Linked DNA regions of Homo sapiens: region 1 is linked to region 2. The links are chromatin contacts, found by Hi-C or POLR2A ChIA-PET in ENCODE. All regions are on one chromosome and are shown on one strand. The core of a region is the stretch at or near the end of the contact, and the rest is flanking DNA. Distances in the headings are between cores, read along the strand shown. Region 1 has its middle 340 kb from the start of DYSF. Region 2 has its middle 270 kb from the start of CYP26B1.

The links. Hi-C counts contacts between places; a loop is a spot of excess contacts on that map. ChIA-PET counts read pairs that join two places held with the same protein, here RNA polymerase II (POLR2A). Pooled maps may share reads with other maps.
Region 1: a map of PC-3 shows a loop between it and region 2 (2.7-fold over the local background). The contact joins two enhancer-like sites. A Hi-C loop is called at or near these places in 7 of 168 maps with a recorded cell type or tissue (PC-3, aorta, endothelial cell of hepatic sinusoid and 3 more) and 7 of 50 pooled maps. POLR2A ChIA-PET finds 5 or more read pairs at or near these places in 2 of 52 experiments (PC-9 and Panc1).

What each region holds. Positions count from the first base shown.
Region 1 is chr2:71,799,757-71,804,514 of GRCh38, reverse strand. No RefSeq gene overlaps it. Among named protein-coding and RNA genes, the nearest start is that of DYSF, 340 kb to the right of the region's middle. Within about 2 kb of position 2,499, at least 2 of the 41 ENCODE cell types and tissues checked have a DNase peak (open chromatin) inside an H3K27ac peak, as active enhancers do.
Region 2 is chr2:71,878,675-71,883,312 of GRCh38, reverse strand. No RefSeq gene overlaps it. Among named protein-coding and RNA genes, the nearest start is that of CYP26B1, 270 kb to the left of the region's middle. RefSeq lists an enhancer at 1,656-2,855. Within about 2 kb of position 2,337, at least 8 of the 41 ENCODE cell types and tissues checked have a DNase peak (open chromatin) inside an H3K27ac peak, as active enhancers do.

The DNA of each region.
Region 1 (4,758 bases), core at 1,250-3,749, 79 kb after region 2:
TTTCCTGAAATTCCCAGTAAACCAGAAACAGGCCATGTAACACTTCAGTCCTCGTGTTTCAGGACTGAGCCTGAGTACACGTAGTACACATGTCCCTCTCCAGGCCTAGAGAGGAGTGGCAGGTCACTTAGCCCTAGCCTCTAACTGAGAACAGCACCAACTACCAAACCTGTCTCCTGAGTAGCTCTCCTGCCTTTAAAGATATCTGAGTCTAAAACAGAGGCAGGGAAAATATTACTGGCTGCCCATTTCTAGCTGTGGCCCAACCACTCTTTCAGGAAGTCTCCTTGCAGCTGACTCAAACCTTTATGGGTGTAGTTCAAGCTTGTTTCTACCTGACTTTTTACAGTGAATGTTGGAGCCCTGGTGCCATGCTATGTTCATTGGCGCTGGCTTTCAGGGGCACAGCAATATCTACAACACCAGGGCACAGAGTTTAGCCAACTCCTTGGAGATCTGGTTAGCACTGGGTGCTACTTTACATGCAGTGGTCTCAGAGAACTATGCAGGCAGGGCTGGGTTCTTCACTTTACCCTGCTGGGAATGCTCTCACCAGGCATGAGTGACCAGGCCCTCAGTTTCCAGTATTTTCTAAGGCAACTGCTGCTGACATGGGCTGCATCCCTATGGTCATGCAGCATCCCTGGAAGCGGAAACTCTTGTGTTCTTGGATCCATTATGAGATGCAGTCCATCTCCCAATGGTGTTGAATCATAAAATGCAGTATTCAAGACACAGTGAGGTTCTGCAATGCTCCTTCGCTGTTGAAAGCCCCTAGGATCTGATTGGTTTGGGATCAAGGGCAGACACTGGGATTCCTCCATTTGAGCCCTTGTTTCCCTTTTCTTTACTAATGGCTATCTTCAGCATGCAACAAAGACCTACGAACATTTTGTCTTTGCAAGCAAAACAGCAGGGGAAAGGGGATGGATGGAATGGAGCCCCTAATGAGCCTTTATAGTATGTGTGTTATCCTAGAAGGACCTCAAAATGGCCCAGTGATGCAGTCCTAGCCATCCCTATTTAGTCTCAGAGGTGGCCTTGGAAAAAGACCCCTTCTTTCTTTCTGGGAAGGAAGAAGAGGGAGGGAGAGAGGGTAAGGTCTTTGTTATCAGTCAGCCCCGGTTCAGCTCAGCAATGAGTGTTTCTCCAGCCTCCATCCACCTCTTCCCATGCAGGTAGGCTGTTTTATGGCTGTAAGTAGCAGGACATTCCATCTTCAGCTAGACAACATGGTGAGAGAAACTGATGATCTTGTTTTCTAAGAAGGTTCATCAGGGCTCCTGTTGCATGCTTCTGAGATGCTCTTGGCTTGTCCTCATCTGTGTCACGGCTTCATCCTCAGATGCTGCAGGCATTCTACCATCTCATCTAGGCATGGATACGACCAGAGGAAAGCAAAGGACTTGTTTTCCTGTGTCACTGTATCTCTGTCTTGGGTGTGAGAAAATATTTCCTCAAAGCCCCCAACAGACTCTTCTCATATTTCATTCCTAAATTGTTACAGGCAAGAGAATTATCGTGATCAGCTAAATTAGTTCAATCAGCTGAGACTCAGGGACCTCCCAAAGGTGCCTAAGAGGCTGTTCCAAATCCCTCCAGGGGTGTCTTCTCTGAGCTCCACCTGCACCAAACAGTGTTATGGAAAAATAAAGGCTGCCCTCCTGGCACCGTCCTGCCCAAGGGGCTCATAGTCCGAGGGGGTGTAAGACAAAAGTAGCAGAGCTAAGGCAACTGGCAAGGCAAGACCCCACCTCACTCACTCCTCTTCCCAAGCTTCAGCCACTGTGTTCTTTGGAGTCAGACAGGGAAGGCCCTAGGGAGAAAGTGGAGCCTCGGCTGGGCCTACAAGAAGGCATCTAATTGCAGAAAAGAAGCAGAGGCAGACCCAAGGTTGGACACTTGGGGGACAGTGTAGAACTGAGTAGGTTGGGTAGAAAGAGGGGACAATGAGATCAGGAAGGAAAGTGGAGGCAGATCTGAGAGGAAGGAAAGCTTAGTTGCGCTTGGGCAGGTTTCTTCCCTTCCCCAAACCAGAGTCCTCATAAAAGGTCTCCTCTCGGGAGGACATGTGGGGCAAGTGGACAGGAGGAGAAGCTGGGGACCCAAAGGCCAGAACAGGAGAAGAGAGCAGCCCAGAGGCTGGAGATGCCCTGCAGACTGCGCAGAAGCAGAGCTTCTCCTGTCCACCCCTCCTCCAGGGAGCCCCTGGCAGGGAAGGAGGCACCAGCACCCTTGAATTTACCTTCAGGTCCAAATGACAATTACAGTGGAGACAGGAAAACTTGGGAGAGTGTGCCCCCCACTGGTCAATGGGGACAGAACTGACTGCCAATGCAGGGCCCGAGGCCAGACTGGGAAGGCTTTCAGGCCTCCGTTCATCTCCCCCAGGAGCTGCGCAGGCTGGGGGAAGAACAGCAAGCGCCCAGGACATCTGCCTTCTGGGTCCTGGGAGGGACTGTGGGGCCTCTTCTGCTCTGGAATCAGCCTAGGCGCTCCTACTGCTGAGACCCTGGCCTTGCCTCTGCGGTCCGTCAGAGAGCCCAGGACAGACGGCCTCCGTGTCCACATGCCAAGGGCACCTCTCGGGAGTCTCTTTCCTTCCCCTGGCACTAGGATTGGCAAAGTTACAAGGATGCAGGGTTCATAGGGGAGAAGTGGGTCCTTCAGAGGGCAGGAGCCTAGAAGCCCTAAATGATCTTCTGAGGAAGGCATCCCAGTGAGGGGGCTGGGAAGGGCAGACTCCCAAAGATTTCCCAGCCCAGCTGGCTCCAAAAATGAGACTGAAGCTCCAGTCTCTCCCAGCCCAAATGGAGGGAGGGGTCCCTTCCATGCTGTGAGGAGCCTCACAAGGGAGGCTGGAGGTCAGGGTTTTCTGGCCTCTGGATTCCACTCTCCTGGGTGTTCAGGCTTATAAGGAAACCTAGGAGTTGAACGAATTCATTCCTTTCTCATTTACAGGAGAAATCACACCTTTTAAAAAGCTTTCCCCAGACCTTCCTAATACATAATGACGTTCTCCATCACCTCTTTCTTTCTCGCCTGAATCCCTCCCATTGCAGCTTAAACCTCTGGAGAAGAGTGACATGTTAGGCCAAAGGCCACAGAAGAAGAAAATATGACTCCCATCTTTGGGGACCCCCTGTCTGATGGTGCCTGTCCTGAAGAGACTTACTGCTTCTGGGGTAGACTGGTTAGGCCCTCCTCAAAGGAAAGAGTCCTGAAGCAGACAAATATACAAAGTAGAGCAGAAATCATAAACACATTTTATTTCTAAATAATTTTAAGACCACTGGCATTGTAGCAAATTGTAATATATTTCCAGAATCAACTCAAAGAGATTTTTTTTTATAGCAACATATGAAAAATGTCATTTAAATATCCACCAGCAGCTGCACCACATGTTGGGCTCTTAGGAAAACACTTTCATTCCTTTCATCAAAGTCCCTTGATTAATGTTCCACTTTTCTTTGACACTTTTTCCATAGTTTAAGAAAAAATTCAAAGCCTGTACTATTATCTGGAAGAAAATTAAACCGATAAGATTTAATGTCTGCTATATTCTACAGTCATGGCAAAAAAACAAAATATATAGTTTAGGCCCTGGGCCAAATGCAAATGAATATTAAGCAGAGGGTGCATCCCCACTGGAGGCTTTGGGGAGGGGTGGGGCTGGAGGAAGATGGGAGCAGCAAGGGCCTGGATGGGGCACGGGTGGGGAGAGGCCGGTGTGCAGGCTTACAGACCAGCCTGGAGGGAGGCAGGAGTAGGACTGGGCAGAGGTGACTTCCCAGCTGCAGTGTCCCGGAGCAGAGTTGGGAGGTGGGGAGACATGGCCCTGGGGGGACACCAGCAATGCCCGAATGCCACCTGCAGCAGGGCCAGCGACATGGCTGGGATTTTGTGAATGGGACTCAGAGGGAGGCAGCTGATGGGGGCAGAGGAGAGAGAAGGAGAGAACGGGAAGGAGGGAGGAGAATGCAGCAAGCTAGAAACTGCGCCAGTGGGAAGGCTGGGCAGATGGAGTGAGGGGAAATCGCAGCATGTCTGGCACGACAGCTGATGCCATAATTTAAAGGTCAACTCAGTGGAAAAGGAAGAGAAAAGGGGGGAGGGGGTGGTGTTGGAATGACTTTGCCTCCACAGTATGGCTCTTAACCCCTCCCATTCCGGTGCAGCTCGACTTGGCCTTTTCAGCCACTGGACGGTGCTTGTCCTCTCGACTTGATATCCTCTAAGTTCTGGGGACCCCCTCTCCCCTGCAGTATGGGCTCTGCAGGTCAGCAGACCTGGCTCTGCATCCTGCCTCCTCTTGTTACATCAGAGTAGAAGCAGCTTAACCACCCTAAGCCTCAGTTTCTTCATTCACAAAATGGGGATGGTAACACCTCACCTCCCTGGGGTTTACTGTACAAGTTCAATTGCATAACAGGGCAGAGGCTGGACGAACTCACTTAAAAATTCAAATCTTTCTGGGCTTCCCTAAAAGAAGTAGCTTTAATTTACCTTTGAGAAAAAAAAAAAAGTCCCTTTGTTCTAGGAAAACCACCATTTGGACAAATGAAACCTGGCAGCCATATTTTGTCCCAAGGCATCCTTTGAAGGCAGCTGGTCACCCTTGGACTAAAAGCTGTGAGGTGACATTGCCTCACTTCCTGCCTTCCCATTGTCTGTCCCCAGTCCTCAGTCCCCAGTTCTTTTAATACACAGGTATATCTTTTAGCAGTCTCTCTCTCTCTCTCCCACTCTCGGCTGGCT
Region 2 (4,638 bases), core at 1,088-3,587:
CGCTGCCATGGCACGGGCATCCTGCGTGGCCTTGGAAAGCTGGCTGCTGCGCCTGGCCTCCCTCCCCAGCTGTTCCTTCTGTTTCAGATAAATAGTTTCCGCCTGAGCAGCCTCCTCCCTGCCACCCCCAGCCAGCTTCCTGTTGCAACACCTCAGCTGGACAGTAAACACAGGCCCTATCTGTCTCTACCACATCCCTGGCTCCCTGCCAGCCACAGGCTCACCCTCTTCCAGCCCAGCCCCAGCCAGATGTGCCCGAGGCTTCCACAGCTGTTCCCTTGACCCCTGAGTCAAAGCTCTCTCTGTCAAGGGATTGCCCTGTCCCTTCCTACCCTTTCCATATTAGCTCTGCCCTCTCCTCCCTATCAGGGCAGGAATTGAGACGGCGCTGGGGTTGCCATTTAATTGTAGTTTTCTCCTCCACTCTCCACTCCTTAGCGGCCTCTGCAGTCTCCAGCCTTTGGCAACACTATAAACAATGTCCATTGTGTCTTCACTGTGCCACCAGCACCCTGCATCCCAGATCCATTGGACTTGTCTCCCCTGCCAGGCACCCAGGACGTCTGAGTGCTCCTGGACTCTCCTGACTGGGAGGAGGAAGTCTAACAGGCCCACCCGCGTGAGGTGCTCCAGACTCAGCACCACACCCCTCCCAGGACCCATCTTCCTTTTAGGCTCACATATGGTCTTACCTTCCCAAGAGGGGTCACCTCCATCCTTTCTGCCCTCACCCTGGCCCCATCCAAGCTCCCTGGAGGGTGAGGTCCCCACACTCATTCCCACCGGGAGAAGAAGGCTTCTGTTGTCTCTGGGGCTCTAGGACCTTCTGGGAGACAGGTCCTAGTGTTGGGCATGAAGAAAGCAGGGCCTCTTTCTGGCCTGTGCAAGAGTTTGGTGCTGTAGGTCCAACCTTTCTAGGCCCCCACCTTCTCACCTTAGCATCCGGCCATGGCTTCAGCATCCCTGGGAGACAGTAAGGATGTACCTATCTGTCTGTTCATATGGCCCTAACAGGACACCAATGGATACTCACAGTTGCATCTCTCTTGTTCTTTCTCTTGCTCAATTTCCCCCCATTCTCTCTCTCTGTCTCTCTCTCTCTCTCACACACACAGACACACACACACATGCATGCACACCAGCACACTAGAAGAAAAGGAGGGGGTGCAACATTTTCAATAATCTTTTAAGATAATTTGACACAATGGTCATTCAGACCATGATGAAAAGATTATCTGGGGAAATGATGTGAAAAGAAAGATTCTTCTGCTCAGAATGCAGTGGAAACCTGAGGCTCAGCCTGAGCTGGGGAGAAGGCTTCCTCCCAGCCATCAGGGCTCAGGTTCCAGTCTCCCAGACCCGAGCCTCAGCCCCCTGCACTGAGCTTCAGAACTTGGCCTGGCTCCTGCTCCTGCACCAAGCCTTTCCAGAGCTCACCTCTGTTTCACCACAGTCCCTGTGTTGCATCTTAAATCCCTTTTCTGTAGTCCCAGAGATGTTTCCTCAACTCATTGTTCTCTCATTTGCCACAAGGTCCCAGTCCCTGAATTGATTGTGCAGGGTCAAGGACCTGATTAGAGAAAAGGACAGCTAGAGAAAGGGACTTAGAAATCATTCTTGCTATCCTCTTTTTTTTATAGAAGGACATAATTGAGGACCAGACATACTAGCTGGTAATGATAGCAGCTGAAATTTGCTGAACATTTAAATGACTTGCCCCAGGACACCCAGCGACTAAGTGATTCTCACCTGGGTTAGTCTGACTTCAAAGTCCAGTGCCTTAAACCACTAGCTGTACTGCCTTCCCTGTAGAAAGGAGATTTGTGAAGCAACTTGTCAAAAATCCCAGAACAAATTTTGGATGCAGCTGGCCCCAGAACCAAGGTTGCTGTCACTAGCTGTGCACTGTAAAAGGCGAGGACCTTGGTGAGCAACTGTGATGAGGGCAGGGCCAGACCTGGCCTGAAAACCTTCTGCTGCCTCAGGTCCTGGTTCCTTCCTTCTCAGACCCAGTTTGGCTCTGGTCTGGGAGAATGTCTGGAAGGGACCTGGGAGCCCATCTTGCTAACACTTCACTGTGAGTTGCTCAAGGTCACGGGAGAGCTGGGGCACAGCCTAACTCCCAGACCAGCCCTCTCTACCCTGGCTCCATTCTCTGACCCCTTCTGTGATGGGCCAGGGCTTTCCAGGGCCACGTCAGCTCCAAGACTATTTTGGTGGTCAAGATTTGGTGGCAAGTCCCAACAAGTCCTCTCTGAGGGGTTAAGATTAGCACAGGGACCTCAGCTATGACTCACAGAGGTGGCTGGGGTCAGGCCAGCCTGGCTCCTGTTACTGCTGTCCTCTGATTCACCAGTGGAAAAATGTTTGGCCCAAGACCTTTCCCCAGCTGCCAGCTTCCTCCCTCTTCCAATCAACTGGGTGCTGAAGAGTGGGGATGGGGCTTCCCCATTCCTCAGCCTCAGAACCTGGGCTACCAGCAGTAGCTGGGCAGCTGGTTTGGGTTCAGGGATTCCCTTCTTTGGGGCCACTCTGATGTTCCCAAAACCTTCTCTCATTTTATCCATATTCCTGGTCTCCCCAATATCTAGCCAAAGGGCTGCAGTCTACCTTCTCTGCTTCAGCGAGAAAACCCCAGGTCAGGAGGGGCCTGGTGCAGTCAGGTTCTGTCTCCACCCTGCTGAGACCTCTCAGAGTTCGCTGCACCTATTCAGGTGTGATGGCCTCCCTGTAAGTGTAAGGCATGCACCATGTATGTGTCTCATGTCACTCTCACAATCTTAAAGTCAGGGAGGTGTCAGTGAATTAGCTGTGTGTGTGGGTACACGTGTGTGCACGTGTGTATGCACACATGTATGTAGAGGGAGCATGAGGAAGGAAACTAAAGGGCAGGCCTGGATAACCCATAGGGCTCCTAGCACCCTGAGTTCAGAAATCCCAGGTCAGTGCTGGCAGAACTCAGTTTTCACCATCTATAAGAGAAGAGTTTGGACTTGATGGCCTGGAAGTGTCTCAGCCCTGCAGGCCAGATTTTCCAGAGCCATCTGCTTCTCAAATGCTTTGCCTCCTGAACCACCCTTGGTCTTGTCACACACAGACGTGGCTTGGGGCTACAGATAGACAGTCATCATATTCCTAAGCTCCTTTCCAGGTCTGCATCCTGGAAGCACCTTTGAAGGGGCAGCCACGGCCGTCCGCCAGGCATCCCTGACCTCTCCAGAAGGCAGAAGGGAAGAAGCTGGAGGAAGGGGAGGGGCTGACTTCCGGTAAAACCTCGTGATTTCTGCCAACAATCAATCAGCAGCCGCCTTTCTGGCCCCACCCACTGCCACCCCTGCCAGCTTTGGATTCAAGTTGGCTTTCACCAAAGGCCTCAGAAGCCCTGGAATGGCGAGTGCAGTGGTCATTGTGACATTTCTTTTTCCTTCTCTGTTTTTCAAGAACATGGCAGAGACGTGGCTGCTGTGGAGCTGTGACTCGTGAATGGAACAGTCCTGGTTGGAAGGATCTGGGGCCTGGAATGTGCTGCTGTGGGCATCAGTGGAGCTGCCATGTGAAAAGGATGCCGCGTCCCCCTCCCCAGCATGGGGCAGTGAGCAGGGGCAGTGAGCAGGGCCAGCAGGGAGCAGCCTTCCCGGCATGCTGTGCCTCCAGGGACACAAGGGATGGAGGGCACAGTGGGGTAGGTCCCGGCAGGGAGGAAGGGTACCTGCTCCTGCCTCTTGCCTGGCATGAGGCCAAGCTGGAGAAGGGTAGTGGGAGCCCAGAGCCATCTCTGCAGCTGCAGAGTCCCTGGGACCACCTGCCCAGGAGCCCAAAGGCTGGTTAAACAAAGCAGCTAGCCCTGGAGAAAAGGCTGGACGGCAGCCCTTCAGAATACTGTAACCCTTCTATGCAGACAGACGCCGCTTAAATAATCAACAGAGGATGTGAACAGATGCTCCAGCTGGGTCAGGGTCCCGATCTCACAGGGTGGGGCTGGTGGCCGTGTGAGCTGGTGCGCAATAAACAGCAGTGTCCCTCCAGGGGCAGGGAGTGGTGTGGGCGGATGATGGCTTTAGATGGATAGTGTCAGCGGTGAGGAGGGATTGTTGTATAGAAGAAAGGATGATTCGGAAACCATGATGGAGCCAGAGGGAAGGGGAGGTACTATGACATGTCAAGACAAATCCACACAAGTGGGATCTCCTCGCCCATGAATGAGTGGTCCCTGTAGCCCCTAGTCACTGAGTGCTGAGGACACTGAATCCTCAGGGTGTGTGGCAGGCTCTGCTATGGTGGGTGGCTGCACCCTACAAAAGCTTTAGCTGAGCTGGGGCTCCAGGCAGGTCATGGAAGCTATGGCCACACACAGGGTGGGCTCAAGCCAGGGCAAGAGGTTGCCTCTCTGGCTCACCCCAAGCCTGCAAGGCAGGTTTGGCTGTGCTGCCCAAGGCCACCCTGTGTGTGGGGAGCACAGCTGGTCTGCCTGGAAGAGCCCGGCATGACCCGCATCCTCCCCACTTTGTTCCTGTTGCCCCTAGGGACCAGTGGGGCCAGTTCAGGTTGTTCCAGCTGACATCTATCAGCAAACAACACACCCACCCTCACTGGCCAGGCCTTGTTTACACCACCGCCTTGGCTCCAGACCTGAGCATC